Linked DNA regions of Mus musculus: all the other regions are linked to region 5. A link is a loop called in an ENCODE intact Hi-C map of the cell type or tissue named here. Cell type or tissue: heart. All regions are shown on one strand. Region 1 holds the start of Gm36149 (a long non-coding RNA gene). Region 2 has its middle 22 kb from the start of Gm36223. Region 3 holds the start of Gm36223 (a long non-coding RNA gene). Region 4 holds the start of Gm42155 (a long non-coding RNA gene). Region 5 holds the start of Mn1 (meningioma 1).

Region 1 (5,000 bases), 75 kb after region 5:
GATGCTGGGCACCCAGCACACTGTAGAGTACAGATTGGGGGGAGGGGGGGCTGGGGTCCGGCATCAACGGCGAAGGATGCGGATTCTAATGTGTACGTTCTACTGAACGGGCCTCCCGTTTGCACCATTGTAATACAAGGAGGAAAATCATGACTGGACTTGGGACAAGTCCACGCTGGATCTGTAACTAGGCGCTGGCTGCTGCAACAAGATTAGTCAGTGTTTTCCCCATAAAAAATGGGCTTTCCACTAATGAGGCAGCCTCTGGCTGGCCTGTGCTCCTCCCTGAAACCCCCGAGGCACTTAGGATGCTTCCATTCTTGACCTCTGTATTCTCCAGCCCGAGGGTGTCTTCACCTGGAGGGAGGAAGGAGAAAGAAAGTGTTACACCTGTTTATCAACCATGACAGGAAGTAATCCACATCATCTTCTCTCAGTCTATTGGCCAGAGAAAACCACATGACCTCCACCTAGCTGCAAAGCCACCTGGGATATGTAGTTTGGGTGCAAGGAGTTCTCTCTCCTAGAGAAAGCGGACATCCTTGGTGGTCTCTTCTGCTCAGCACAGGGCTCCCTCAATTTTAGGTGAAGACTCAGGGATGAAAAGAATGGCATAGGCCTGCCAGGGGCACGTCCTGGGATCGTCCAGGGAGTCAGAGCTGGGGCATCCCTGGCAGGGGTCATCCTGGGCTCATCCCAGCTGAGGGTGTATATAGAGTGTGCGTCTTCTGCATTCAGGAATGATGTTGGAGCTGGAACCCATGACATCCTTAGACAGGATGCGACAAGAACAGTTTTCTCCAGGGGAGTCCCTGGGATCCAGTACATGCCACCTATGGCTACAGTGAACCCCCAAATAGCCTCATCAGAATGCCCTCTCTTCTGGGGATTGAATCCAAGGCTTTGTGCATCCCAAGGAGCACTCAGCCACGGAATTACGAATCCCATTTATATTTTGAACCAACTAACTTGCTCAGGTTGATCTTGAACTCACTCAGGCCAGCCCCAAACTTGTAATCTTCCTGCCTCAGCCTGGTGAGTTGCTGGGGTGACAAGCTGGGGCCACATCCAGGTCAGAGAATTTTCTTTCTATTACTTTTGCCCAGGTCACAGTCCAGGCAGTGACTTAATGTGGCTGTGTGCCTTACACAAAGTTTCACAGCAGGACAGGGGAAGACTCAGGGTGCGTACTCAGTTTGCAAGGTGAATGATCATCTTAGAGGAAAGATCCCTACCATGGGGGGGGGGCAGGGCACAGACAGGTGGGGAAGGACCCTCCACCCTCTCCCAGAAAAACTACAGACAAGATGGCCCACTGGGCTGGGCATGCAATCAGCAAGCCTCTGGCTAAGGAGCCATGAGTGGCAACTTTGTGGAGCCTCTAGCTGCTTCCTGCATATCACAAAGCCTTCTGAGGCCCTGCTAGTGGTCTGAGTAGGCTCTGTGCTCAGGTATATTTGTGCATCATCACTGGGTGTGTCCAGTTTAACACAGTTAGGCATACAAAGAACTAGGCAGGAATTTGTTGAGCCAAGGTTAAGAAGCACCAAGAGATGGTGTACAGTGTACATTGTACACACATTGCCCTCCTCTGTATTCTGTATCTCTCTATGTATGTATCTCTCTATGTATGTATCTCTCTATGTATGTATCTCTCTATGTATGTATGTATGTATGTATGTATCTATCTATCTATCTATCTATCTATCTATGTATCTATCCATCCATTCATCCATCCATCCATCCATCCCATCCAACAGTCTATCTGGGGATGTGCAGGTACCAGACCCTAATCTAGAAGTTTCATAGGCCTGGAAAGAAGGTCCCATGAACACCTCCACTTCAACAGAGAAACCAAGATGTTGCATGGCTCCTCAGTGTTCAGCCAACCTAACTCTTGGTCCCCTCACTGTGTCTGCTCTGTGTCACTGCCCCATGACCTGTCTGGGTCCTTCTGAGCTGGGAGGAGACAACAGGCTGGCTGCCTTTGAGTGAAGACCATGTGACCCTTAAAGACCCTTCCTTCCCTGGGTAGCTCAGCTTCTTTGGCCCCTGTCCCGAGTCACAAGAGGCTCAGAATGGTCTCCAGGCTTCTATAATTAGGCCTTGCCTGCCGCCAGGCCAACAGATTCTCTAGCTTGGCTGAGATAACCAAGTCTGGCACTGAACAGAGCCCTTTGTCGACTCTTTGGCTCTTGCAATATCCAGAGGAAAGGCGTCCTCACTGATCTTCCACTGGGGAAGCCGAGACCCCAGGAGGGTCAGTCTCTGTTGGAGTCAGTCAGGTAGGAGGGAGCTGAGGCTTGATTTAAACCCTGACTCCTGAAGCTTTGGTAACTATGTGTGTCAGCGGTCCATGGTGTCCCCACATCTCCAGGTCGAGGAGTCACCAGATGTGACAGGAAAAGAGGCTTGTGCAGAGAGCTGGGGCCATTCTTCTGACATCTTCAGTTCCTCCTTCCCTTCCTCCATCTTGCTGCCCGCATGCCCCTCCTTCAAGAATGCTTTTCATGGTTGTCAGCCTACTCCACAGGTATTGCTTCATCAGTCGAGCCTTCCCTGCTCTTCCCTTCTTTGGGCTGAGTTCTGGAAAAGCCACCAGTGTCTCATCCCTGGGTGATGTGATCTCGTGAGTACAAACCACAGATCTCTTATCCTGTGTAGACTCTGGTCTTGAGGACCAAGCTGGGCACGTAGTAGGTGTTCTATAAATAGGTTTTGAAGGGATGACTGAGGATTAGGGCTTCTGGATCAGGGTGGGGGGAGGTGAGGGCAATGTCTGATGGTAGCCTGCATGCCCCAGAGTGGGGTCTCTTCAAGCTAGGGGGTGGGATTCATAAGGATAGAAGCCAAGCTGTGGAGGAGTCAGGCCATGATGAGGACGAGGACAGTGTGGCCTCTCTGTGACTCAGGACTTGGACACTGGGTTGACTGCTGGGTGGGAGTTAGTTAGTTTCTGGCTTGTGGCCTGGAAATTAGGACAAGCTGATAGGTTTGGTCCAGATTCAGGGACTTGCATGATGGACAACCAGGCCCTGGTGATGCAGTAGATGTATGGTGATGACCTACTGGGGTCTGAGCTGGGAAAAGGGCACTTGCCATGGTTGGCAGGTTGCCATCTCCCTGATGCCAGGTGTGTTTATCGGCTCGTTTAGAAGGGATGAAGGGGAGCGCTGGTAGACCTCAGGTTCTTCTCTTTATCAAGATGCCTAGCAAGCTTCAAAGGCATCTGAGGGCTGAGGATGAACTCAGAGGTTAAAATGCTTGCCTGATAAGTGTAAGGACCAAGTTCAGATCCCCCCTAAATCTCCTTTAGTGCTAGTGGGCCTGGTAGCTTACCCGGCACCCCAGCCATGGAAGATGGAGACAGAACCCAGCAGAACAGACTGGACAGGAAGACATGTCAGCAGCTCTGGGTTGGACTGAGACTCCGCCTCAAAGAATAAGGCAGAAGAGTGTCAGGATGATTCCAGACAGCAACCTCAAGGCTCTACATGCATGAACACACAAGCTCTGCCAGAATGTATGCATACCATGTACACATGCGGGCCCCCATGCAAGCATGCATACCCACAAGCACACATGCCACACACATGAAACAAAAAACAAAAATAAAGCGTTTGGATGTAGTCATGCTTCCTATTCTTGAAACAATCCATGCGTTGGGTCCTACCGTCCCACCCATTTTACAGAACTCATCACTGAGGCACATACAAGTGTTGGGCCCAATCATTGTACCCATTTTATAGAACTCATTACTGAGGCACACACAAGTGGAGCCACTTTGTTAGGGTCACACAGCCAGAGCTTTGAACCTGGCCCACTGTTCCCAGAGCCCATCTCGGCCACCACCTCTCCCTACTGTGCCTCCTTACTCTAGGACAAAGAGGCAGAAGAGGCAGAGGTTACAACCTGTGGGAAGGAAGAACAAAACTACCCCTCTCCTTCCATGGTCCCAGGAGTGTGTGCACCTACTGGGCTCAGCTGGTGCCCCAGTAAGACTGATTTGGCAGATGCAGTGTGCTAGCTTCAGCAGCTGGGCTTCTGATTGCCGATTTCTGCTCTGGAAACTCCATCAAACGCTCTCAGAAAGCTGGAGACCCATGGTGTGTGGAGACCTCCCTGCCTGGTCCTGTGTCCCTCACCCCATTAGTCCCTTTCCCCAGGCTTTCCCTATCCATCTCACCTCCTGTCTAGTTGTCTCAGATTCTCCTGTCTAGTTGTCTCAGATTCTCCTGTGTGCGCGTGTATATGTATACATGTGTGTGTGTGTGCGTGTGAGTATATGCATGCGTATGTGTGTGCATGCATGTGTGTGCATTAATGTATGTGTGCATGCATGTGTACTGTGTGCATGTGTATACATGTGTGTGCATGTGCTTATGTGCATGTGTATGTGTGTGCATGTGTATATATACATGTGTGTGAATGGAAGTCCAAGGATCTAGCAGTTACTCAGTCTCACACAGCAAGCAGGCGAAGGAGCAAGAGCAAGACTCTCTTCTTCCAATGTCCTTATATTGTCTCCAGCAGAAGGTGTAGCCCAGATTAAAGGTGTGTTCCACCACACCTTTAATCCTGGATGACCTTGAACTCGGAGATTTAATCTTCTGCAATCCATAGCCACTATACCTCAAGATCTCCATACCAAGATCCAGATCAGAAACTTCTATCTCCAAGCCTCCAGATAAGGATCACTGGTGAGCCTTCCAATTCTGGATTGTAGTTCATTCCAAATATAATCAAGTTGACAACCAGGAATAGTCACTACAGCATGTGTTCATGCATGTGTGTATACATGTGTGTGCATGTGTGTATGTACATGTATTTGTGTGTGCATGTGTATACATACATGTGTGCATGCATGTGTGTGCTCATGTACATGTGTGCATGTGCTCATGCATGTGTATATACATGTGTGTGCACGTGTTCATGCATGTGTGTATTACAGGTGTGTGCAAGTGTGTGCTCGTGTGTGTGTGTGTGTGTGTGTGTTCAAA
Region 2 (5,000 bases), 110 kb after region 5:
GCCCTGCTATAGGTAGAGTGGCTTCCACCACATGCCTGAAATGCTCTCAATGTGGTCTGGACTCTGAGCATCCACCCCAGCTGTTTCCTTTGCCCAGAAGCCTTTCCCTACACCAACCCTATTTCCCCCTTTGCTTTTACAGTCTAGCAGGGGGACACAGCGCAGAGACATTCAATAACTTGTCTGGGGACCACAGCAAGAGTAAGCAGAGTCCCCTGAGCCCATCAGCAGCACCATGTCTCTGTGGTACACACCAACTACTCCAGCATCACCAGATCCACAAAGGCTTGGAGATGACAATCCAACCACAAAGTGTGCACGTGTGTGTGGATATGGATGTGTGTATGTATATGTGTGTGTGCATGTGTGTGTTGTGTATATATGTGTATTGTGTGCATGTGTGTGTGCATGTGTGTTGTATGTATGTGCATGTGTGTGCTGTGTGTATCTGTATGTGTTGTGTATATGTGTATGTGTGTTGTGTGTATGTGCATGTGAATGTGTGTGCTGTGTGTATATGTGTATGTGCATGTGTGGTGTGTGTGTGTTGGGGCTGAGGCCCAGATAGGAAGCAAGGCATGCCCAGGGCACTCAGTGGGCTGTCTGCAGGCCAAGCCAAGTTCTTTCCATCTGCTGGACTCCTAGGACTCAGTTCCCCAGCAGGGTAAGTGTGGTATGGGTGTCTGTCTCATTTCTCTCTGTGTTTGGGATGTAGCGGGAAGGAGCAGAAGCCTGGAGCAAAGGCTTGTCACTGCTCACAAGGATCTGCTATTCAGGTCACTGGCTGGGGCCACGAGGCAGGGAAGGAGGAGGGTCAGCTGGCTGGACCATAGGGGGGCTGCAAGGCCCCAGGAGCTGTCACCGCTGACTGATGGATAGGGACAGCTTCCAGTCACTGGCCATCCCGCCACGAGCCCCGTGGCCATCTCTGTGGCCGCCCACTCTGGCCTCCAGCCCAGAGCTTTGCTTTGAATGTCCACAAGGTCTTTGTTCCTGATATGAAGCTAGGCCTGAGGGGCTGAGGGGCCCCTTTCAGGGGAAAGAGCTGCCAGCGGTGGCTTTCCCTGCCTGCAACCCCCACTGTGTCCATCTAACCTGCGGGCAGGAGGGGCCAGCTGGGACAAGGGATCTTAGGAAGGGGAAATGGGGGCAAATAACCACCAAATTCCACCAAGCAGGGACTAGGGATCACGCCTTTTAAGACTGTGGTAATCAAGGCACAGAGAGGGCAACAGTCTTGAGAGGTCCAACAAGCTAGAGGCAGGGTTTGAGCTGACTCCAAGGCAGTCCGATGGTGCTGTGCGGTGAGCACCTGTTGGGCACCTGGCTGACTTGTCTCTGCAGACAGAGCCATTTCTGGTCACTCTGCATCTGACTGTGCCTCCTCAGACAGGCCGGTTCTTTGAGCCTCAATTTCTTTTTTTCAACAAGCGATATTTACTTATAGAGGACCTCTTGTGCTCTCAGGACCCTGGGGAGATACACATCAGATACAATCTCCAGTCCCAAAGCACCCACAGGATCAGATAAGTCAGCAGATAGCATGTGAGGGATGAGTTGTGCTTGGTGGATAGAGGCAGACACGGGACATAAGCAGTTCCACTGTGAATATGGCTCCTAACAAATGTCTTCAGAGAGCAATGTGGGTCTAGGCAGGGGTCACTGGTGGCTGGGATGAGCCAGTGGAAGAGCTGAGGCAGAGGCAGTGGGGCAGTGAGGTGTCCAAGCAAGAGATGATGGGGGCTGGTTCCCCACCACCTTGTGCAGGCTGAGCTATGGTTCAGGGATGGTGAGGACACCCATTATAGATTCATCCTATGACCTCATGGTTTCCCTCCAGAGGGGTAACAAGGTTGCAAATGGTCGTGACAGTTGGAAGGTTCAGTTACTTGGTACCCATCGGCTGCAGGTTCATGGACAAGAAAGTGGAGCCTGAAGCAACCACAGAGGGAAAAAGAGAATCAGAACTTGGTACATGGGAGGCAGGAGACTAGTGTGAGACACTTGAAGGTGAGAGCTGGGTGCTGTCAGGAATGAATTGGTGCCACTCAGATGTCACCAAATAAGCTCAAAACTATCAGATGTAAAGGCTGAGTCAGGAGGATTGCTGAGAGTCTAAGGTCAGGCTGGGCTAAACAGTGAGGGGAATTTCAAATGACAAATGTTATAATTTACCAAAAGTTAAAACAAATGATACAATGTATCAGAACCACCATCCAGCTTGTGCAGGTAAACGTATGGGACCTGAGTTGTATTGAACACAACTGTTATTAAAGAAATGGACAAGCAAATGGGGGCCAGCCATGGGCGGGAGACGTATCTCAGGGGGCATGAAGGTACAGTGTGAAAGGTTTGTCAAATAGTGACCAGGTCACTCCATCCCTTCTTAGTGAACACGCTACCCAGAGCCTTCTGGGAAAATCCTGACTGATTTGCTGTGTGTCTTTTGGAAAATCACATGACCTCTCTGAGCCTTGGTTTTCATCTTCTATGTATCAGCTATCTGTTGAGGGCCCGAGCTGCTCAGGGGGTCAGAGGCTGCGAATGCTTTCTTTCAGTCCTTGGCACACTGGAGAGGACACAGGGGGGCCGGAGGGCCTGGAGGCCTGGCCGAGTTTGGTGAGATGGGGGAGGGAAGGAGTCTGCACTGGGCTGAGCCAGTCTCAGCACAGGGTGGCGCCCAGTTTGGCCTGGCCCCAATGCCCTTACCCCCTCTCTCCCTCCTTGCCCTCTGCTGGAGCTGGTCACGGATCCCATTCTTCTGGCAAATGATCTCCATGTGTCTCGGGTTGGGTTTCCCCTCGTCTGGCCCGTCCCCCTTGGGAACCTAGGCCCCCCACGGTCTGACCCCGAGAGGGGCCGGCAGGACGCGCCTGGCATCTGGTTTAACCATCAGAGCCGGACTTGTTTCGGTTTTAATGACCCGTGGAGCCCTCAGGAGAGGGAGTGAGCCCGGGATGAACAGGCACAGGAGGTGGGAGGGCGGGAACAGGACACAGCAAACAGATTAATGGGACGGGCAGAGAAAAACGCTCACTCACTCCTGCAAGCCTTGCAGGGAAGAGCTTCCCTTCCCACATGGGCTGCAGCTGCATGCGCTCCCTTGCGTGGCTCCTTCACTTGGCCTTTCTTCTCAGTGTGTGCTCACTAGTCCTCTTTCCATTGGTCCGCCAGCATCAGCCCTGCACTTTCCCTTGCCTCACGTCCCGGGGGACCCTACTTCGACCCCCATATTGGCTCTTTCTCAGACTTATGGGTGACATGGAACAGTGGGATTGCTTCTGCTCAACCATTGTGCAAGTGAGCAAGGAAGTGGTGTGGGCGGTGGGGATCATGCTTATTTGGTCCTTGCTGTCACCTGAGCTGCTGGTGCCTTCTTACAAAGGAACCCTACAGGAACCCTCTACTGGCTTCTCACAACCCTGGTTGTGGCTGTCCTCCTACTCTGAGGCTGAGAAGAGGCAGGTTCAGAGAGGTTTGGTTACTAGCTCAAGGCTGCACAGCTGTTACAGGTCACACCCTGGATTCATGCTCTCCTGATTTCCGTTCTTGAGAAAAGTTGTGTGGGAGGCAGAGAGCCCTCTGCCCTTTTAACTGTCCTTTGAACTGGGACAGTTTCTAAGTGCTCATTCAACCCCAGCCTTGCCTGTCTTCTGGGCTCCAGATTCCAAATCTGACCACAGAGAGAATCGTTTTGTTGTTGTTGATGATGATGATGTTGTTTGGGGGAGCATATAGGGTGAGAAGATGGGCTCCAATTTCTCAGAAGGGTAAACTGAGGTTCAGGAAGGCCAATGACCCCAGGGGAGGCTACAGCCAAGCCAACTCAGGGTAGAATTCAATTCCAGGCTTTATTTATGGCCCCATTTCATAGTTCATTTGGGTTTATTTCTATCTCAGTGTGAAGCTGCCCAAGGATGTCTCGGATCTTGTCATCCTCAGATCACAGCCACGGGGTACAGTGTTAGGATAGATGGGGCTTGCAGAGGCAGGGGGATTGCTGAACTTCAAGTCTTCTGTCTGTCTCCCAGGAGCGTGATGACCAAATCTCTTCTGTCTAATGGGCACAGCCCTGTTCTCTGTGTGTTCTGGAGGGCAAAAACAGGTTGATGGTGAAATCTGTGCTGTGCTTGGAGTGGAGCCTGGCACACACAGGCGCCTACCACCATCCTGCCTGTTGGCAGCATGATGTATCGCCATTTCTGATTAATGGTGGCTTGGCGCGGCACCGGCCAGGCCTGGGACAGCTTTTGGAACAGAAATAGCTTATTGTCCTGGGACCTGGGGAAGAGCAGGGCTATGGTGCCAGCCTCTCCAAGCCTCGATGTCCCTGTCTGTGGGATGGGTCAGGCCCTGTCCTCATCAGTTGGAGCTCTGCCTGCAAACTGTTCAGGAGCAGATGCCAGCTCAGCTCTGCTCCTGGGTGGGTGATGGCCAAGATTAGGTTTCTGAGCCTCTATGCCTGCTGGACTGGAGAGGGCCTCACTGGTCCTCCATCCTTACTGAAAATAGCCTTGCAAATCCCTCTCGTAAAACCCCAGCCTCCCACCCCAGGCCTTCCAGGGACATACCAGAAACTAAAATAGAGTTGAGATCAGCTGTACCCTGACTCCGGTACCCACCTGACTTGGCCGGCTCCTCTGCAGCTCTGCACAAAGTTCTAAAGATGGCTATCAGGTGGGCCCATTTTCCATCCCGGTTAGGTAGTGGCCTAAGCTGTTTCTGGGGACTCAGGTCAGAAGTCAGAAAGCAATGGGGGCTTCTGTCACCAGCTTAGAAACCCTCAAACACACATCTGAAGCAATTTATTCCACTCTGGCCTATGAACCTGGGGGGCTGGGCTAAGCTGTTTAGTTGTGTTATGAAGGCTGGTAAAATCATGAATTGAATAGATGGATGGACAGATAGGCATATGAATTGTACGGATAGGTGGGCAGACAAACAGATGGACAGTGTCTGCCCAGCTGCATAGAAAACCCTGGACTTTCTTTCCTCTTGAC
Region 3 (5,000 bases), 93 kb after region 5:
CAGCGGTGGCCTGAGAGACCTTCTCTGGTCTAGAACCACCTGCACTTGGGTTTCTCAAGCTTTGGTCAAGTTATGAACTCCCATGGGAACTAGACTCAGTTTCTCTTTTCTGTGTGCTTCCCACATGCCTGGTAGACAGAGGTGACTGTATAAATGATACAAGGGGAGTAGTGAAAACTTCTTGGTCCAGATTTTGTTGCGGCTTTGATAGAACCTGTGTGGCCTTTGTCTGCTGAGAGATCTGGACCAGGGAGCCTGGGAGGGGAGAGACTGTGGGATGCACAGGTCCTCTATAAGAGCAACCTGTGCTCATAACTGTTGAGCTATCTTTTCAACCGCCAGCATTTTTTTTTTTTTTTTTTTACTGTGGAAACTCTGAGGCTTTCTACTGTCTCCATAGTCCAGCCTCTGAGGGGAGCACAAATGGGAAGAGAGGGTCAGTGGTGCAGCCATGGCTTTGTGGACTGATCAGCCCCTCTCCTGCTGGCTATCCTGTGCCCTAGGAAGACACCTGCTCTCCCTTCCCAGCATCTCCTTCCCTTTCCTCTTTCCCTTCCTTTATTTGCCTAGTAAATATGGAAACAGTCCCACACACCCATCTGGCTATTCCATTTATCCATTAGATGATCATCTCTCCATCACTCACCCGTCTGCCCATATACCTATCCGTTCATTCACCTACCTGTTTATCTGTCCAACCATCCTTCATCAGTCCGTCACCCATCCTTCCACCCCTCATCCATTTATCCACCCATTCACGCATCCTCCATCCCTCCACCAACCCATTTCTTCATTTACTCATGTTTATCCATCCACTTAGCTACTACCCAGTCACCAACCAACCCATCCATCCATCCATCCATCCATCCACCTACCCACCCACTCATCCCCCATGCCCCCATCCATCCAACTAGACTTCCATCTACCCATTCACTCATCCACTCACCCATCCACCCACCCACCCATCCATCCACCCATCCACCTATCTACCCATCAATTCATCCTCTCTCTCTCTCTCTCTCTCTCTCTCTCTATATATATATATATATTATATAGCCAATCCATCCATTCATTAATCCACCATCCATCCATTAATCCATCCATGCATTCACCCGCCCATCCATCCATCCATCCATCCACTCATAATCCACCTATCTACCTATCCAGTCATCCACTAATCCATTGTTTAACTATCCACCCATCCATCCACCTACCTAATATCCATCCTTCCATCCATTTGTTACCTCTTCACCCATCTAGTCATCAAAAGCATGGTCTGAGTTTGGCTAGGCATTGTCCCAGGTCTGAGGAGGAAAAACAAGCAAGCCCTGGTTTTGCCCTTAAGGGGGATCTGACAGTGTGTTACTGTGTCATTGGATAGGGACAGTTAAGGGACTGTGGGTCTTGAGGAAGGACAGAGGGCAAGAATGTCCATGTGTCAACAAATCACCCAGTACTGCGGCTACACTGCAGTCAGGGTGGGCTTCCTGGAGGAGTGAGGGATGGTGAGGACCTTGTTGTAGAGAGATATGGAGAGGTTAAAGGGGAGGAAGGGTCCTGGCCAGTGAGACAGTATGGGCAAAGCTCTGGGGACAGGAGAAATGCAGGAAGGGCGGGAAATGAAACACAGCAGTACCAACTGCCCCCCCCCCCCGCTCCCCTCTCAGTGTGTTTGCTTAGGGGGTCTTTCAAACACCCATCTGGTTTACAGGCAGAAAGACTGAGGTTCTTGGAGCTGGGAGGCAGATAGCCTTATCATGCTCCTGTTGCAGGAGACTGTGCTCTGCCCCGGGAGACCCTCCGGAGCCCTGGGGGAGGGAAGCTGGAAGGCCCTGGGGAGGCCTGTGAGGCGGGTGGGGCGTGGGAAGACTTCAGACTGCTGTGGGATAGCAAGGCTTTGCTGTCACTCCTGGTCCCCTCCTTTGTCCCCATGTGTCACCGAAGAACGCACGCAGCCACAATCTTGATAAAGGACGCTTTGTCTGGCAGCCTCGGCGGGGGAAGGGAGAGAGTGGAAGGGGAGGCCCCCGGGCAGGAAAGAGTTACCCCTCCCCTCTGGCTGGCCCCGCCCCCACCTCGGGCTCTGGGCAGGAAACACCTATGCCCCACGAACACCCACATCCTCTGCCGAGCCCTGGATGGGCTTCCTGACTCGGGGTGCGCAGCTTCCCGTTTCTTTGAGCTTCGGTTTCCTCATCTGGAGGGAGTCATCTGTCAGCTCTGTGGATGGGTCCCGGGTTGAGCCACAGAGGCTGTGTGGTCCACTGTGCTGGCCTTAAGGATGGATGAGGGGAAAGCAGTCCCCAGAGGCAAGGTGCTCTCGGTCAGAGTCGCACAGCTTGGCCACGGCGATGTGATACAGCTATATCTCTCTCATGCGTGCCTGAGGGTGAGGGCGGGTGGCAGCCCCTTAGTTGTAGTCTTTGTTTGCAGGTGGCTGGAGCCCTGGGCAGGCTTTTGGCAGAGAGAAACACGTGGCCGTTTGAGAGTTCACTGTTCACTGGAACCTGTGAGGGAGAACTGTGGGTACCTGCTGCCCACATGCACTAGACACGAGGTAGCTGCCACGCAGGTCCCCGTCTGCTCTGTGCCTCGTTTCCCAGGTGTAGATCTGATGTGAGCACCACCTCGTGGTTTTAGAGGGCAGCTTCTATCATTGGCCACCCCCAAGGGTCACTGGGACAATGGTATCTGCTTCTGGCCACACAAAAGACTTTGTTCAAGGTCACAGCTTGGGTGAGCTGGGACTAGCCCAGCCCCTCCAGGCATTCCTGTGGAGGAAGGAAGGGTGTGGGTAGAGGGCTGTGGTCCTGGGGTGAGGAGGTCTTGTGGGCAGGAGGCAGCGAGTGAGCTGCTCTGCCCTGCTGGGCACTATCCTTTGTGAAGGAGCTGTCACACTGGTCTGGAGCTCAGGGACCTGGACCCTTGTCCCTGTCCCTACAGTGATGGATGTGAAACAGATGGGCTTAGTCATGGACCCATGGAAGACTCCCTAGATTTTCCCTAAGCAGCAGCAGCAGCAGCCACCAAGTCAGTCTGAAGCCTAGTTGTCCCCTGCGTTACCCCGAGATAGCCTCCACAGGAAATACAAGCCCAGAGAGGGACATGACTAATCAGGAGCCACACAGCTAACAAGAGACCCACTTCATGACCCCACCCCCACCCCCCAGGCTTTGACTTGGCAGCTGTGAATGGGGTAGAAGGGTAGGTGAGTCCTTCTGGGGAAGGTTTCCCAGGGGAAGGCTTGAATATGTTCTAGGTCTTGGCTGTGGCCAGTCTGTTGGGGGGAGGGGGTGTCTTACTTTAGCTCTGCTGCATGCTGTGTGACCTTGAGAAAGAGAACAAACTGCTCTGTGTTTGTTTCCCCTACACACAGGATGCAGATCTTCACAACGCTTATGTCCAAGGGTTCTGGTGAGAACAGAATGAAGTAGCTGCACTGCGGCACACTCTGTGCTCACTGAAGAACATGGAGGGGGTGCACACACCTGTGATACCATGTGGCAGAAGGAAACCATCTGCCAGTGGTACTTAGGGAGCATGGAGAGCCCAAGGCTGGGGTGTGGCCCCAGTGGCACCCTGGGGAGCCACCCCTCGCACCTGTGACAAGAGAGAGGCTGGAGATGCAGGTAATCCACAGGTAGTGGTGAGGTTCTGCCCAGAGCTAGAGCCAGGTAGGAGAAAAGGCCCTGTGACAGGGCTGGAACGGGATGGGGGAGGGATGACCATGACCACAGCCCGTGCACAATCTGCAGGGGGCCAGAACCCTGAAAGGAAAGGTTAGAAGTGTCAGAAGTCTCCCAAGGCCTAAGGAAGAGTGTTGCACACTCTGGTGGCTGCAGATTTCCGGGCCTCGTGGGAAGTAAATTTAGGGCAAAACAGCAACCAGAAAATGAACTGAAGCTGATGTCATGGTACGTGCCTGCGATTTCAGTGCCAGAAAGTGTGTGTGTGTGTGTATGTGAGTGTGTGTGAATGTGTGTGAGTGTGTGTCTGAATATGTGTGTGAATGTGTGTATGTATGTGTGTATGTGTATATATGTGTGTGTATGTGTGTATGTATGTGTGCATATGTGGATGTATATATGTATATGTTTGTATAAGAATGTGTGTGAGTGTATATGTGGTTGTGTTTGATTATGTGTGTATATGTGTATGTATGTGAATGTGTGTATGTGTGTGAGTGTATGTGTGGCTGTGTGTGAGTATGTATGTATATGTGTGTATATGTATGTGAATGTGTGTATGTGTGTGTATATGTATGTGAGTGTGTGTGTGTATTGTGTGAGTGTGTTGTATATGTTTGAGTTTATGTGTGTATGTGAGTGTGTGGTTGTGTGTGAATGTGTATGCATGTGAATGTGTGAGTATGTGTGTGTAGTGTGAGTATGTGTATGTATGAGTATGTGTGCACTGTGAGTGTGTATGTGTGTGTGAGAGAGAGAAGAGAGAGAGAGAGAGAGCAAGCGAAACTTTTCTGTTTGTCCTTCTTTGTCTTGGGTATATCTGCCATGTCCTCTTGGCTCTCACAACACATAACTTCAAGGATAAAAATAAGTATTTGCAAGGCAGTGATGGCCACAGGGTCCTTTATCCCCAAGGATGGCTCTGATCCAGTCCATTTTGTGGATGAGAAAAGAGAGTCTGGGGGAGTGACCCACACTGGCATCGCCACTTCCGACCTAGACACCTATCTCGTCTCCTGAACTGTGTCCACCCGCTTCTTGTGCTCTCTCATTTGTCTCCATAGAAGAGTCTGAGACCATCTGAAGGAATCCTGTGGATCTGCTAATAAACATGCAAAGGGGAAGCTTCACGGCCCTGGGCAAGGACTAGCAGCGTCTACACATGTGCTGCCTGCTGCATAGGGCTTTGCTCAGAGCCTCCGTGCTTCCCCGACTGGGAGTGCTACTCTGACACACCCCCTCAATGTCTGTGGCTTGGCGCAGGCATAAAAAAAAATCAAACCACTGTCCCCTGAACTGCTCAAGATCCTCTGC
Region 4 (5,000 bases), 50 kb after region 5:
TTTTCCCTCTGAAATTTCACAAACCAGACCTCCATCTTCTGCACTGTTGTCAACATTATCTTCCAAGCTCCTACACAACATCTGACAGAGCTCTTAACAATGAATGGATCTTCAAGCCCAAAGTTCCAAAGTCCTTCCATAGTCCTCCCCAAAATATGGTCAGGTTGTCACAGGAATACCCCACTCTGCTGGTACCAATTTGTTTTAGTCAGGGTTTCTATTCCTGCACAAACATCATGACCAAGAAGCAAGTTGGGGAGGAAAGGGTTTATTCAGCTTACACTTCCACACTGCTGTTCATCACCAAAGGAAGTCAGGACTGGAACTCAAGCAGATCAGGAAGCAGGAGCTGATGCAGAGGCCATGGAGGGATGTTCTTTACTGGCTTGCCTCCCCTGGCTTGCTCAGCCTGCTCTCTTATAGAACCCAAGACTACCAGCCCAGAGATGGCACCACCCACAAGGGGCCTTTCCCCCTTGATCACTAATTAAGAAAATGCCTTACAGTTGGATCTCATGGAGGCATTTCCTCAACTGAAGCTCCTTTCTCTGTGATAACTACAGCTGTGTCAAGTTGACACAAAACTCGCCAGTACACATGTGATGCACATGTGATACACATGTGGTGTACATGTGGTATACATGTGACACTCAGAGGAAAACCCTAAGAAGTCATTTCTCTCCTTCCACCTTTACATGGGTCCTGGAGATCAGTTAGGTTGTCCAGGCTCGCATGGTAATCACCTTCACCCTGAGTCTGATTATTAGCCTTTGTTTGTTGTTAATCCCAGTGGTGACCCTTGTCACATTTTAGATCTGAGTCTTGACTGGGCACATAGCTCCTCAGGAGAGTACATGCTTGAGTTCAATCCCAGCACTGAGAAGAAAAGCCAGAGTTAAAAGCTGGAGTATGACTTACACAAAACAGAGCACACAGACCCTAAGTGTGTAATTTGCTACTTTCACAAACAGACCTCCATGGGGATGAGCTCTCTACAAAATTCTTTCCCAACCATCCCTGGATAGATCCCCTCCAACACTGTGCAATGCAGAGCAGCTGCATCTACTCTGGGACCTTTAATGGCATGGACATTGACAGGAACACCCAACTATGCCTTCTCCTCTGTATAATGCTTTAAGTTGTCCTATCCACAATAATTGCTGCCTTTTTATTGCTGAGTAGTATTTCACTGTATGGACATACCACAGTCTGTTTACCTAGTCACTGTTGATCCATGTTTTTAATGTGTAGTTATCTGGGACAAATACTACTACTCTCGATAATAGTAGTTACTGTTCTAATGCTGTAAAGAGGCACCATGACCAGGGCAGCTTATAAAAGAAAGCATTTAATTGAAGTCCTGCTTATAGTTTCAGAGGGTGACTGTCATGGTGGTGGGGAGCATGGCAGGAGGCAGGTAAACATGTTGCTGGAGCAGTATAGCTGGGAGCTTAGATCAGATCCATGAGTAGGGAGGGAGGGAGGCCGAGGAGGGAGGGAGAGGGAAAGGGAACGACAAAGAAAGAGGGAAAGGGGGAGGGGGAGAGGGAGAGACAGACAGACACAGAGACACACAGAGACAGAAAGACAGAGAGACAGAGACTGGCAGAGAGACAGAGAGAGAGACAGACATAGAGACTCGAAGCCTGGTGGTATGGGCTTCTGAAAGCTCAAAGTCAGCTCCCAATAACACACCTCCTCCAGCAAGACCACACCTCCTAATCCTTCTCAAACAGCTCTGCCGGCTGGGGACCAAACATTCAAATCCACGAGCCCTTGGGAGCAATTCTTCAGAAACACCACGCTTCTCTCCCTGGCTGCTCTGTGGGTTTGCAGCCATAACATAATGCAAAATGCATTTGACTTCAAAAGTCCCCATAGTCTTTCACAACCTCAACACTGTTTAAAAGTCCAAAGTCTCTTCTGAGACTCCAGTCTCTTAACTGTAACTCCCCACACCAGGCGCTCCAGGCCTGGGCTCCCACGAAGGGAGGAGTGGAAGGAGGTTGTGCGGGCACTGACTGCAGGCCCCAGGACTTCCTGCATGTGGCGTGCTTGGAAAGTCTGCTTCTGTCTTCCCAAGAGCCTTGCATGGGTGGGGCTGGGGGGAGCAGCGTGTCCCTGAGCAGGGCTGCTCTGGTCCCCACAGGTCCGGCTGTGCAGGCTGCTGTTCCTCAGCTAAAGGTCTGTGCACACAAGCAGCCATTGTCTGGTCCAGGAAATCGGTCCTCCCAACCGACAGGAAGGGGTGGGGGCGGATCCGCATGGGAATGTCTGCTGGAGAAGGAGAAATGATGTCACGGCAGCCATAAAAGGCAAAGGCCCTGAAAGTGCAGGCTTCCTTGCTCGGTGGGGGCAGGAGTCTCTTCCAAGAGGCCTGTCCCTGTCATGTGGCCCCTGGGGAAGCGGGTCCTGAAAAGGAGGTCGCCCCCCCGTCGTCCCCCCCCCCCCCCGCTGCCTCGTGGGACGGACAGGAGGGATTTTGTGTGTAGCCTTGCTTTTTGTGGCGCTGGGGATGGAACCCAGGGCCTTGCGTGTGGCCAACAATGGCTCTCCCACGGGAGATTGCCACACCCCAGCCTCTGTGATAATTATTTCCTAATTCCCAAGGGAACCTGCGGCCATCTGGTTCTTCCTGTGGCACTGGGAAGGCACCTCCAGCCTGTGCTAAGGTCTCTTTTGCTCGGCTCCCTTATGTGAACACACCCAAGCCACTGCAGGCCTGCCGGGGCGGGGCACAGCTATGGGTGAAGAAGCCAGCCAGGTTCCCTTCTGCAGACAGCCAGCACCTACGGGGACTGGAAGACCACAGTGGAATCTCATCCTGGAGACCCGGGGGAGTGGGTGTGTCTGAGAAGGAAGTCCTTGTGTAGGGTGAGAAGTCAGAGGAGACCCCCAGGGGAGTCTTAGCATCACATGATGTATGGGAATCCACCGTATTGGTGGCAGGGACTCGGTGAGCAGGAGCAACGGTTTGGCAGACAGAGGGAATAGTGACAGAGTCAGGAAAGAGTCCACCAGTGTCCCTGCCTAAGGAAGGGTGGCTTTGAGATAAAGTGACCAGTGTCAGTCTGCCAACTAGGCTCTGTGTATGGCCATTGGTGATGCTGGTGCTGGTGATGGTGATGACGATGGTGATACTGATGGAGATGATGGTGGTGATGGTGATTATGGTGGTGACGATTATGATGGTGATTGTGATTATGATGGTGGCCGTGCTGATGGTGGTGATGGTATGGATGATGGACCCATGGCACCTTGGTGGCTCTTGCTTCTTGCCTCTGGAAGCCAGAGTCAACATCAGTACCTGCTGCTCATCAGAACCACCTGTCTGGCTGCACTCCATATGACACAATGACACAACAGTAGCTGAGCCTCTGGGGCAGTGGTTCTCAACTTTCCTCACGCCTTGACCCTTTACTACAGTGCCTCACAGTACAGCCACCCTCCCCCCATGAGAGGTTGCGACCCACAGGTTGAGAACCACTGCTCTGGGGTCTTTTACACCCCCCCCCCCCCAGTAACTCTGGAGAGGGTATTTGTCACCTTCTGTCTCACAAACATACAGAGGTGCACTGCTGTTGGACATTCACTCCAGGTCTTCTGGCAGTCATTTATACCAAAGCCACTTCTGCCGTGAGTTTTCTGGGGTCCCTGGTAGTACCCAAATATTAATGGGATCCTCACCTCAGGAACATTGGCCACTTCAGTTTCTTGTAGCTCCTTGTGGCTTCCTGAAGCAGACACTCTTTTTAATCCCCATTTGGCTTGAGAGCTGAGTGACTTGCCAAAGGCCAAATGGCTAGAAGACACAGAGCCTACCCTCAGGTGTTATCTCTCATAGCTGGTGTGTGTGACTTCTGCAACGTAGGTGGACTGAAAGGCCACTGTCCCGCCTCTTTACGCTTTGGCTTTTGGCTCCTCTGTGCGGCACAGGGTTGACTTTCTGTTCCTCAAACCAAGGCACAATCAGTCATGACACCTGCAAGGAGGTGTAGACAACACAAAAGCATCTCCTTTGACTGGGGGTGGAGGGCTGCACCCCCAAGATCAAGGGGAAGCCCTGCCCTTGCTGAGGCTAACAGAAGCTGAAGAGAGGCATTTTCTTCAGTGGGGAGCCACCAGCAAGCTGTCCGGGCTTCTTTTAGCAACCCCAGTGGAACTCATTGGATCATAAAACAAAGCAAAACAAAAAACAAAAAAGAAAACCAACCAGAAAACAAACAAACAAACAAAACAAAACCCCAAACAAAATAACCCCCAAACCACAGAAAACCCGAGAACAACAAAGATGTCACACAGTAGGTGTTGCTAAAAGTCACACAGTGGGTGTTGCTAAAATTCCTTCCTTGAGGGAGAAGTAAAACATCTACCCCTCCTCCCAGGGTTCAGTGACAAATGGAGTCCGCCAAAGTTCCCTCTGGGTAACCAATGAGTTTATTGGACTTCCCCACAGACCAAAGGTGAGGGGTTACCTACAGGAATGCAGGAGAAACTCCTCATACCGGCTACACTGGAAAGTGTTTACTCAACAGAGAGGGCTTCCCCTGGTAGCACAAGAAGGAGCCCCTCCAACCCACAGTCTTTCCTGCCAAGCATTGGCCAGTGGCAGAGCAGCTGGATACCCAGGTGAGGACATCATTCCCTATGCTAAGATGGGCATAAACCATCAAGCAGCCCACCTGGGATGACTCTTAGTTAGGGGGCAATTCCCCGAGATGAATTCCCCAAGACAGTGTTGCTTGGAGGATAGCTACTCATGAGTGGACTTCTGATGAGGACTCCCTTCCAGCTTTCAGCAGCCACCTCCACCGCCTTCCTCCTCCTCCTCCTCCTCCTCCTCCTCCTCCTCCCCTTCCTCTTCCTCCTCCTCCCCTTCCTCCTCCTCCTCCCCTTCCTCTTCCTCCTCCTCCCCTTCCTCCTTTTCCTCCCCTTCCTCCTCATCTTCCTCACCCTCCCTCCTCCTCCTCCTCCTCCTCCCTCCTCCTCCTCCCTCCTCC
Region 5 (5,000 bases):
TAGCTTAGGCCTGGCAGTAGCCCCAGGATGCTGTCTGTGGACTGGAATTTGGGATCTGCTATTACCTTGCTCTGGGCAAATTCCTTGACCAAGAGAGGCATCTGTCAAATAGGTCAGGTCTGGACCTTGAAGGCACTGAGAAGATGAAGTCAGACTTTAGATGGGAAGCCCCCTGTATACAGCCAGATGAGAGGACACCTCACTGGCCTGTCCCTAGGACTGTCTCCTGTCTGTCTACTGCGCGTGTGCTGACAGGCACCCTTCAGATTTGTGTGGGCTGATGGGCAAATACGAGCATTGTGTCTCCTGCTCTCAGGGCTGTGCATTTTGAGCATGCGTATTTTTGTATGTGGACTTCAGAAGCCCTTCTTCAGCCCCAGTTGGAAGCTGTTCTGAGCAGCTAAGGGGACATTCCAGGCAGCTCCTCACATGTTACCAGCTCAGAGCACCCCAAAGTAGCCTCAGGGCCCCAGCCCATCTGTGTCCCTTCCTTCCTTTGCTGGTGCCAACATGCTCAGTAGTGGTGGTGTTGGTGGGGTACAGGAAGGGGGAGAGGAAGGAGAAGGCCCAGCTAGATGCCTGAGGCTCTGCAGCTCCTGGCTTGGTGCCGGCAGGGGCTCTGAGTCCGTTTGAGCACTAGGGGGCAATGTGTCTGTTTGAAAGAAACAGAAGCCAGCTCCAGAGGTGTGTGCACACACAGGCATATACAGGGGTGCCCACATCACAGAGGGTTCGAGCTGCGGTGCAAAAGGCCCCGCAGAAGAGCATATCCTCCTGCCAGTAGGACATCAGGCACACAAGGGCAGGGGTGAGGGCACCCAAAGGGCAGAGGCAACTGCACAGAGATACGTAGTTGCACACCCAGAGAGAGGTGGTGGCTGGGAGCAGACAACATCCACTTGAGTGCACACACACACACACACACACACACACACACACACACACACACCACAGTGGCCTCCAAAGATGCATGCATCTGCCATATATAGAAACACACAGGTGTAGGCTAGCCTCCTGGGGCAAGGACAAATGTAAGCGTAGTCCATTTATAGTGTTAAGGAAGGGGACCCTACCCACCCTCTTTCAGACACACACCCCAAAGTGCTGACTCTGGGAAAGAGCCTGGAAAATATATGCCCACCCCCTCCTCCCTTCAGATGTGGGGGCCCTCTACCAAAGAGTATGGAGTGACACCCCAAACCCTCAAACCAGTGCTTCCCAGACAGCAGGCCTGTGAGTCTTTCTTCCCAGCTCCTAACATCTCTTCCTAGTGCTCCAAACAGGCCCCCCCCCCACCACCTCCCGGTCCCCTCCAGAATACAAGACATTCCATCTCAACCTATTTAGAAGGCTACTGTCCGCAGGACAGAGGCACATGACCAGGTGTCACAGCTCTGCTACCTGGGGTCTCCTCCTGACATCTATTCCGGAACTCTTCCCCCTTTCTGCCCAGGAGGTTCAAGGGCCCTCAGCTCTGGGCCTGGAGGGTTAGTTGGGGGTGTCTAACGGGGTGCTCTTTCCTTTGTGCCTACACAGGCAAAGCCTCTGTCTTCTCGCTGGCTTTCCTTCCCTGTCACTTTGCTAAGTAATAATTTCCATGTCCAATTCCATTTCTTTTCTAGTTCTGAAACCTCTAAGCTATCAGCAAGAGGATAGTTCGCATGAAAACTAATTACACAAAATCAATATTTAATCACAGACCAACAACCTGATCCTGCAGAAAAATCCTTTTAAAACTCCACCACCCTGCACAAATACTTCTTCCCAATGCTTATTTATGGGCCCCGTTTTTTGGTGGGGGTAATTTTCATTTTTAATTTCAAAAGAAAAAAAAATCTGTAGACTGCAGGAAAAACCCGAGCTTGTTGCAGCTTCCTGAGAGCTTTTATTTCGAGTGTGTGAGGGTGGGGGTGGGGGTGAGTGAGTGTGTGGGGGATGGGTTTGTGTGTGTGAAAGAGTGTGTGTCTTGGGTGTGTGTGTGTGATTTCTTGAGACGTCTCTTGGGGCTTCCTGCCCCCCCTTCCTAAATCGAGCCCATTTTCCAACGTTTCTTTCCTCAGAAGCTCCAGGGAGTAATGAATCGGCCGCGAATGACACGGTAACTTTTAACTCATGCCCGCGACAGTGGAGTGCTTAATCTGAGGTTTTTAAATAAAAAGGGCTCCGGGTTGGTTTTATTATAACGTTTATTTCATTTCAGATTTCATGCGTAATTTAGCAAACGCTAGACAGACTTGGGCGATAAACACTTTCTTTTGTGGGGGGGGGGAAGGCATTTTTATACACCGTGCTTAATTTTATTTAGATTTAATAGCGATATCGGGGGCACTTCAACGAAAGTTTTTTTTTTTTCTTTTCCCCTCTTCTTTTAAGAATCCTGGCTTGCCAGCAAAATTGTCTCGCTTTATTTCATGACAAGGAAAATTAAAAGCCTTTCCGCCCCTCCTCCCCTACTTACACTTTGAGAGGAAAACTCGCACACGCATGCTGGCGCTTGGGTGCGCGCGCGTCCACAGAATAAACACCTCCACCTCCTATCACCTCCAACTTCTAACTTTTAATTGCAAGATAGATTTCAGCCTCTACTCCGTGAGGAGTAGAAAGATCTAAACAATTTTAAGTAAGATTATTGGGATAAATATTCCATATGAAATAGGGTAGGTATTAAATCACTCTTATTGATTTTAGTATCACAATCCAATTCCGTTCTTTGACCTCTTCAGTTTAATTGATCTTTTAAGGAGGCCAACTTCGCGCCCTTCAGGGCCTGGGCCTGCCTGCTTGTGGCCGCAGCAAGGTGTCGCCCCCACCCCCGCCCCCACCCCGTGCGCCCTTTGCGCGTCGCTCTCCTCAGGGTTTCGCATTGTCTCGCCTCGTCGCTCCCGCGCCGGGCTCACCCGAAGTGGCTCCACAAAGCGGCCGAGGGTGCGTGGCTTCTTCCCGGTGGAGCCAGCGGCAGAGAACCGGAAGCCGCGGACGGTGGGAGACTAGGGAAGGAGCGAGCCAGTCTCTGGTCGCAGAGACAACCTTACTTCGTGTTTCCCCTCGGCGATCACCTCGTGAACTTGCCAGGGCCGGCTCCCTGGGGCGCTGCCCCGGGCTGCAGCACAGGCGACACTTAGCGACTTTCCCTGGCGCGTCCGGGGACTCTGCCAGGCTACCCCATTGTCTGTGCGCCCCGCACAGCTCACCGCCCACCTCCCCGCCCCCTGCCCACCCCGCAGGTCGCGCTGGCTCCGGTTGGGGGTGGGGAGTTGAGAACAGCGTGAATGGGAAGGGGGCGGACAAAGCCTGGCTCCCGCCGTCGTCCTAGGCTCGCGCCCTCCCCAGCCGGGGGCACCTGGGGCGCACCCCCAACGCCGTAGCGCCGGACCCGGAGTAGCGCGGGTTGGTGGCCGGGCCTGCGCAGCCGGGACCCGGGACCACCTTAAGAGCGAGCCCCGCCCCCGAGCCCGCTCGGGCGGCGCTGATTGGTGCAGAGGTAATGGCTGGAATGGATTGCTGAAACGCAAAACTTGTTGCTGCTTCTCCCGGCGCCGGCGAGAGGCAGACGCGGAGCGGAATCCCGGACCTCGCAGCGCCTCGCCCGCCCCGCGCGCCCTGCTCGCCCGCGCGGCCCATTCCCGGGTCCGAGGGGACCCGTGGAGTGCGGAGGCGGGAACCACAGCTTCGGAACCGCCGGCCCCACGCCTCCCCTCCCGCGCGCGGCCCGAGACTCCCGCGAACTCGCGCGGCGACCGGCGATCGAGCCCGAGCCGCGGAGCCGCGGAGCCGCGCGTCTCCCGCAGCCTGCGTTCCCGCTCCGGCGCCCGCGTCTACTGCTGTGAATCCAGCACCGGCGATGAGGAGCGGAGCAGCCCGTCTTCCGAGCCGCTGAGGCTTTCGCCGCCGATCGCCCGCGGCCGACCGGAGGTGCGGGAGCCGGTGCGGCCCGGGAGCGGGGACTCGGGGCAGGGGAAGGACCAAGGGGCTCCGCTACGGCCCCAGCCGCCGCGCCGCGGACTCCAGAGGTGATCATTCTGCTCTTCCGTCCCCTTCCCTCCCCCCTATCTAACTTTTTGTCTCAGCTCGTCGGCCTCCAGGTCTCCTCTCCGCATACCCACCCGCGACCGTGCCATCGACCCGGGGCATGGGCCCCCCGACAAGGCTCCAGGAGGCGCCGCGGCCTCGCAAGACGTGAGAGGCCCGCTTGGGTCGATTTCGAGGTTCCGAAGAGCAGCGGAGAGAGCTCCTAGCCAGCGCCCGCGCGCTGGGCCGGGCGGCAGTGAGCGCTGCGCCCCGCGGTGCAGAACGTCCCGGAGCGCCGGAACCTCGGCTGAGGCGAGTACCTGGCCGGAGGCGCGCGGCGGAGCAGGCTGTCATGCCCTATTGATCCCCTCCCGCCCCCCCCCCGCCCCCCCCGCCCCCGCCAAGTATGTTTGGGCTGGACCAATTCGAGCCCCAGATCAACAGCCGGCACGCTGGTCAGGGCGAGGGGAACTTTAACGAAGCCGGACTGAGCATGAACGCCCACTTTAAGGCTCCTGCCTTCCACGCCGGGCCTCCTACTGGCCCCGTGGACCCTGCAATAAGCGCTCTGGGCGAACCCCCGATCTTGGGCTTGAACATGGAGCCCTACGGCTTTCATGCGCGCAGCCACTCCGAGCTGCACGCAGGGGGGCTGCAGGCGCAGCCTGTGCATGGCTTCTTCGGCGGTCAGCAGCCTCACCACAGCCATCCCGGAGGCCATCACCCGCACCAGCATCACCCCCACTTTGGGGGCAACTTCGGTGGTCCGGATCCAGGTGCCTCATGTCTGCACGGGGGCCGGCTGCTTGGCTACGGAGGTGCAGCGGGCGGCCTGGGCAGCCAGCCTCCCTTCGCAGAGAGTTATGAGCACATGGCGGAGAGCCAGGGGCCGGAGGGCTTCGGCCCGCAGCGGCCAGGAAACCTCCCGGACTTCCATAGTTCGGGCACCTCGGGCCACGCCGTGCCTGCCCCGTGCCTGCCTCTGGACCAGA

The links. Hi-C counts contacts between places; a loop is a spot of excess contacts. Peaks named below come from ENCODE experiments on the same cell type or tissue, not always from the same donor. Only the 100,000 strongest peaks of a DNase experiment are listed, where the experiment ranks them.
Region 1: a loop joins it to region 5, with 4 times the contacts of the local background. A loop is called at or near these places in 5 of 42 quality-filtered maps.
Region 2: it touches region 5 in a loop (5-fold over the local background); 4 of 42 quality-filtered maps call a loop at or near these places.
Region 3: it touches region 5 in a loop (7-fold over the local background); 13 of 42 quality-filtered maps call a loop at or near these places.
Region 4: it touches region 5 in a loop (4-fold over the local background); 6 of 42 quality-filtered maps call a loop at or near these places.

What each region holds. Positions count from the first base shown.
Region 1 is chr5:111,488,756-111,493,755 of GRCm38, forward strand. Gm36149 (a long non-coding RNA gene) reads left to right here and starts at 2,125. Exons shown (of 3, transcript XR_389520.4): 1 at 2,125-2,285; 2 at 2,378-2,533; 3 at 3,317-5,000. In heart, no CTCF peak of the experiment used is centred here; DNase peaks (open chromatin) are centred at 2,066 and 2,926; H3K4me3 peaks cover 742 bases; H3K27ac peaks cover 2,271 bases.
Region 2 is chr5:111,528,388-111,533,387 of GRCm38, forward strand. No RefSeq gene overlaps it. Among named protein-coding and RNA genes, the nearest start is that of Gm36223, 22 kb to the left of the region's middle. In heart, a CTCF peak has its summit at 2,683 (motif pointing left); DNase peaks (open chromatin) are centred at 2,844 and 4,494; H3K4me3 peaks cover 1,007 bases; H3K27ac peaks cover 3,021 bases; H3K27me3 peaks cover 1,564 bases.
Region 3 is chr5:111,507,217-111,512,216 of GRCm38, forward strand. It overlaps Gm36223 (a long non-coding RNA gene), which reads left to right and starts at 2,062. Exons shown (of 2, transcript XR_880575.2): 1 at 2,062-3,629; 2 at 4,751-5,000. RefSeq lists an enhancer at 1,418-3,277. In heart, a CTCF peak has its summit at 2,649 (motif pointing left); DNase peaks (open chromatin) are centred at 2,075 and 2,765; H3K4me3 peaks cover 1,528 bases; H3K27ac peaks cover 3,034 bases.
Region 4 is chr5:111,463,954-111,468,953 of GRCm38, forward strand. Gm42155 (a long non-coding RNA gene) reads left to right here and starts at 4,475. Exons shown (of 2, transcript XR_880574.3): 1 at 4,475-4,629. In heart, a CTCF peak has its summit at 2,039; DNase peaks (open chromatin) are centred at 2,218 and 2,658; H3K27ac peaks cover 1,864 bases.
Region 5 is chr5:111,413,752-111,418,751 of GRCm38, forward strand. It overlaps Mn1 (meningioma 1), which reads left to right and starts at 3,549. Exons shown (of 3, transcript NM_001081235.2): 1 at 3,549-3,912; 2 at 4,068-5,000. The coding sequence starts at 4,415. In heart, CTCF peaks have their summits at 630 (motif pointing right), 2,506 and 3,524; DNase peaks (open chromatin) are centred at 630, 3,460, 4,170 and 4,878; H3K4me3 peaks cover 3,157 bases; H3K27ac peaks cover 3,353 bases; H3K27me3 peaks cover 414 bases.